2 separate regions of the Homo sapiens genome follow, and region 2 is linked to region 1. The links are chromatin loops, found by intact Hi-C in ENCODE. Cell type or tissue: B cell. All regions are shown on one strand. Each heading gives the region's core, and the rest is flanking DNA. Links, peaks and the distances in the headings are about the cores only. Region 1 overlaps ADK (adenosine kinase). Region 2 overlaps ADK (adenosine kinase).

Region 1 (2,926 bases), core at 147-2,646:
CTTGGCTAGGAAATGGAATTCCCCAACCCCTTGCGCTTCCCAGGTGAAGCGATGCCCCGCCCTGCTTTGGCTCACACTCTGTGGGCTGCATCCACTGTCCGACAAGCCCCAGTGAGATGAACCTGGTACCTCAGTTGGAAATGCAGAAATCACCCGTCTTCTGCATCACTCACGCTGGGAGCTGTAGAATGGAGCTGTTCCTATTCCTTTTTTTGTTTTGTTTTGTTTTGTTTTGAGATGGAGTCTTGCTGTGTCATCCAGGCTGGAGTGCAGTGGCACAATCTCTGCCCACTGCAACCTCCGCCTCCTGGGTTCACACCATTCTCCTTGCCTTAGCCTCCCAAGTAGCTGGGACTGCACGTGCCTGCCACCATGCCCGGCTAATTTTTTGTATTTTTAGTAGAGACGGGGTTTCACCATGTTAGCCAGGATGGTCTCGATCTCCTGACCTCATGATCCACACGCTTTGGCCTCCCAAAGTTCTGGGATTACAGGCATGAGCCACCACACCCAGCCTAATTGTTTTTTTTTTTTTTAATCAGCTTTGTTAATATATGTCTCACAACTTACAATACATACATTTTACTTCTACATATATATTATAAACATCGTAACCTTGCTGCTATTTTTGTTTAAATTGTCAAATATATATTTTAAAAGACTTAATAAGAAAAAATTCATATTTTTACTCAGGTATTTATCATTTCTAGTTCTCTTTATTCCTTTTGGTTAGAATTAGATTTCCATCTGGTATCATTTTCCTTCTGCCTAGAGGGCATTCTTTAACATCTCTTGTATTTGGATCTGTCAGTAATAAATTCTTTCAGCTTTTGTATGTTTGAAAACATCTTTATTTCACCTTCATTTTTGAAAGACATTTGTGCCAGATATATAGTTCTAGTTTGACAGTTTTTCAGTACATGAAAAATGTTACCCCATTGCCATCTTACTTGCATAGTTCTTGATAAGAAATCTGACATTCTTTTGTTCTTCAATGTTTCACAACCCCCATTCCCCAAATTTTGCTGCTTTTAAGATTTTTCATATGAGACCAGGTGCGGTGGCTCACACCTGTAATCCCAGTGCTTTGGGAGGTCAAGATGGGAGGATGGCTTTTGAGGCATGGAGATCAAGATTAGCCTAGGCAACATAGTGAGACCCCATCCTTACAAAAAATACACACAGAGAAAATTACTCATTTTGATCAGTTTAGTTATGATGGGCCTTAGTGTATTCTTCTTCATGTTTCTTGTGCTTGGGTTTTGTTTAACTTCTTAGAGCTATCGGTTTTTAGTTTTTATTATGTTTGGAATATTTGCAGCCATTATACATCTTCAAATTGGTTTTCTGACCCTTTTATGCCACTTGAAGTTGTCTCATAGCTCACTGACACTCTTTTTTTATTTTGTTTCTTTCTCTATGTTTTATTTTGGATACCTCCTTTGCTGTGCCTTCCATTTCACTAATATTTTCTTCTGTAATACCTGAACTGTTATTAATCTCATCAAATAAATAAAGCTAAATATTTCTTACTACTGGGGGAAGACTTTTCTTAGTACTCCATGGCACAGAGCACTAAGGGGTCCCTAATCTCTGGTACTGCAACTATATCAGTTCCTGTTAGGAACCAGGCCACACAGCAGGAGGTGAGTAGCAGGCCACCAAGCATTACCACCTGAGCTCCACCTCCTGTCACATCAGCGGAGGATTCTTTTTTTTTTTTTTTCAAATGTGAAAAATCTAATTTTATTCAGTTTAGATTAATGTATAGCTATACACTCTGGACTCTTAATGAAACCTTTCCCATTCTTTTTTTTTAGATTTTATTATTATACTTTAAGTTTTAGGGTACACGTGCACAACATGCAGGTTTGTTACATATGTATACATGTGCCATGTTGGTGTGCTGCACCCAGCAGAGGATTCTTATAGGGGTGCAAATCCTATTTTGAACTGCACAAGCGAGGGATCTAGGTTGTATACGTCTTATGAGAATCTAACTAATGCCTGATGATCTGAGGTGCAACAGTTTCATCCTGAAACCACGCCTCCTACCCGTCCGTGGAAAAATTGTCTTCCACAAAACTAGTCCCTGGTGCCAAAAACGTTGGAGACTTTGATGAAAAAAATGATGAGTTTTTCTGCTCTAGGTCTTTGAAACAGCCACTATTTCCAAATGTGTATGTGCCTCAGGTACTGTTCCTTCTATTTTTTTTTCCTCTTAATACTTTTGGATGTTTCTTTCCCAGGTACTGACCTTAAGAAAAGACCCTCTACAGAATTCCAGGTTTCTCTGTAAATCTTTCTGTTCTCTGATATTGTGGTCTTTCAACTCTTAACTGCTCTGAAATTCCCAGACTCTCAGTTGTATTTCCTCAACTCACTGGCATCTACTACAGTTCTCCTTATACCATATTCTGGAAACTCTTGCAATAAACTGCTGTAGTCATATGGCTGACCTCCATTGTTTCCCATCTCTCAGAGATACGTATTTTTTATTCTTGATGTCCAGTGTATTAAAAACCATTGTTTCTAGTTTTGCTATTGTTGTTTCATGATAGGGAGTAAATCTAGTTTCTGTTCCTCTACTGTCTTCTGCTTTGCATTGTTTTTGAAAGGAAGCCTGCTGCCATTCCTATCATTGTTCCCTCTTACCTAATATGTCTTTTAACCTCCTTTATCTGCTTTTAAGATGTTTATCACTGATTTTAAACAATTTTATTATGATGTACCTTGGCATAGTTTTATATTTTGTGTGGTTGGGGTTTTTTATAGTTTCATTCACTTTGGAAATTATTTAACAATAAGTTTTCTCTTTCCACCTCCATCTACCTTTGGGACTCCGATTAAAATAATAATAATAATAATAATAAGAAGAAGAAGAAGAAGAAGAAGAAGAAGAAGAAGAAGAAGCCACTTGTAGTTG
Region 2 (2,926 bases), core at 266-2,765, 50 kb before region 1:
TGGAAACCATCATTTTTAGCAAAGTAACACAGAAACAGAAAACCAAACACCACATGTTCTCATTAATAAGTGGGAGTTGAACAATGAGAACACATGGACACAGGGAATGGAGCATAACATACCTGGGCCAGCTGGTGGGTAGGGGTCAAGGGGAGGGAGAGGATTAGGACAAATACCTATTGCATGCAGAGCTTAAAACTTAGATGATGGGTTGATAGGTGCACCAAACCACCATGGCACATGTATACCAACGTAACAAACCTGCACGTTCTGCACATATATCCCAGAACTTAAAGTTAAAAAAAAAAAAAAAAAGCCAGGCGCAGTGGCTCACGCCTGTAATCCCAGCACTTTGGGAGGCTGAGGCAGGTGGATCACAAGGTCAGGAGATCGAGACCATCCTGGCTAAAATGGTGAAACCCTGTTTCTACTAAAAATACAAAAAATTAGCCAGGCGTGGTGGCGGGCATCTGTAGTCCCAGCTACTTGGGAGGCTGAGGCAGGAGAATGGCATGAACACAGGAGGTGGAGCTTGCAGTGAGCTGAGATTGCGCCACTGCACTCCAGCTCTGGCGACAGAGCGAGACTCTGTTTCAAAGAAAAAAAAACTTCAGTTTACTTGATTTTGCTTATAGAGTTCTTTGAGAATTTAAATCATCCTTTCTGAATTACAGAAAGTCATAGATTAGAAGTGTAGCTTTAAAATGCTCTAGATCACTCTGAATTAAGAAAAAGGGTTTCCTTTGTCCAGAATAAGCATCAATTTAAAACAGCATTTAAAAACAAGTATTCAACAAATTGGTATACGAATTATAACACAAGCAACTAAATCACTGACTTTGATTAGTCTCTCTACTGATTACTACTGTTGAACAGAAGTTGTGTGTAAGAATAGGAGAAGGTGAACTCATTGTCTTGAGCATGTGGAATTAGTTCTTGTCTGAGGCCAGATAGCAATTTTTATCTTATTTTCAGTATAGCAGATCCTATGCTGCCCTGATAAGAATCACCTGCACAGCCTCATTGACTCTCACGGAAGTATTCCAGTAACTCTTTGAATTTTTTCCTAGAAAAATTGGCATCTGTTACCCCTACACAATTCCTTCATAAACAGTAGAAATTTCCCCCATGAAACCTTTCCTTTAACCTTAACATTCTTCGATAATTATTTATGAAGTCCTTAAATAATTATTACAACAAGTATTGGTTTTGAATACGTACCAGCTTTGGAATACTGCTTAAGGAAACCATGATAAACTCCAACTCCTTTATGATTATTTAGAGGAATATATCTATTTGTTATAGTCTTAAGGAAAACCTTGTCAACATATTAGATGATAGAAACAGTCATAACCAGCGACCACCAGGTTTGGTGGGAACTCATGATGTGAAGGGTCTACTCCATGTTCTGCCAACCAAGTAACTAAGTCATTTTGGGCAAATGATTCAGCTGACTTGATCTGTTACATGATTCCTAAGGTCTGTTATAGCTCCAATATTTCATGGCATCACTCCACTTTAATGTATTATCTATCTTAAAAAAGTTAAACAGAAAGATCAATTAGCACTTATATTAAATTTGAGTTGCTGAATATTTTATTTTTTCTCACTTCCACTCACTGCTTCCACTATTTGGGTAATGATTGTTGGAGCTGTATGCATTTATAATGCATTAAGTACAGTGTGGTATATCAGTAAAACTTCATTACAAATATTCATTCCATACATTTGTCTGTACTGGGGTCAGTTTTTTTCCCCTTCTTCTTCTTTTTAAAGACAGGGTCTTGCTCTGTCTCCTCCTGTCTTGGTCTCCCAATGTGCTAGAACTACGGGCATGAGACACTGCACCTGCTCTTTTCTAGTTTTATTTGTCTATCTGAAGAGTTTATTATTTGGCTAAGCTCACATGGCAAGGTAGGTATCATGAAGTGTTAAAACCCAGCTTTTCTGCTAATGTTCTTGTGAGATAAACCAACTATTAGTAAAGATACTTGCTTCCTAATCAAGATTACTTGGAATTGTTAAGAGAGTATGTATGTATGTATAAGTTAACTTTTTAAAAACTTCTCTGCTGCCTGGAGGAATAATGAAATGACCCAAAGGGATAGAAGCAAAATATTTCAGATAGTACATAACGTATATACTTAGCCTTGTGCAATCAAGAATTAATGATATAATGTGTATGGAGTAATATTTAACTTTATTTCGTTATAAGCCCTTTTGGGATAGTGGTTGTTCCACATAACTTTTATCTTCTTTAATGCTTAGTATCTGCTAGAAATGTAGTCTGTGGGATCATAAGAGTTGGGGAAGATTTACAGATAGCATTTTCAGAGACTGAACAGAAAAGCATATTGTCATTTGGAAAAATTTTAAAAGTGTCTAACTTTTATTCAGGACCATTTGCTTTTATTTTCCTGTTGTTATTTATTTCTATTATCTTGTTTACAGTTGAAATTTGGACAATTGGTCTGTATCTTTTCTAATTTTCATTATATATAAAGACTTAGGTTTCCTCTTTCCTTATGTGTTTGTTGGTAAACATTAGGTGCTATTTTTAAGTTTTCAATTCTCAGGCATAGTGCTACTTATCCATGTTATTTATATAAGCAAATGAGCATATTTGCCAATCAATCCACGGTAAGAAACACAATTTAAGTTCCTACCAAGGATACCTCTGTGTGTGTGTATGTGTGTGTATGTATCTGAAATATTTCACTAAATAATTCATTTTTTTTTTTTTTTTTTTTTTTTTTTGAGACGGAGTCTCGCTCTGTCGCCCAGGCCGGACTGCGGACTGCAGTGGCGCAATCTCGGCTCACTGCAAGCTCCCCTTCCCGGGTTCACGCCATTCTCCTGCCTCAGCCTCCCGAGTAGCTGGGACTACAGGCGCCCGCCACCGCGCCCGGCTAATTTTTTGTATTTT

The links. Hi-C counts contacts between places; a loop is a spot of excess contacts. Peaks named below come from ENCODE experiments on the same cell type or tissue, not always from the same donor. Only the 100,000 strongest peaks of a DNase experiment are listed, where the experiment ranks them.
Region 2: it touches region 1 in a loop (1.8-fold over the local background); 2 of 110 quality-filtered maps call a loop at or near these places.

Annotation. Positions count from the first base shown.
Region 1 is chr10:74,403,656-74,406,581 of GRCh38, forward strand. All of the region lies in intron 6 of ADK (adenosine kinase), which reads left to right. Among named protein-coding and RNA genes, the nearest start is that of ADK-AS1, 120 kb to the right of the region's middle. In B cell, for the core only: no CTCF peak of the experiment used is centred there; no DNase peak of the experiment used is centred there; H3K27ac peaks cover 1,481 bases.
Region 2 is chr10:74,353,273-74,356,198 of GRCh38, forward strand. The region is part of intron 4 of ADK (adenosine kinase); the gene reads left to right. Among named protein-coding and RNA genes, the nearest start is that of ADK-AS1, 170 kb to the right of the region's middle. In B cell, for the core only: no CTCF peak of the experiment used is centred there; no DNase peak of the experiment used is centred there.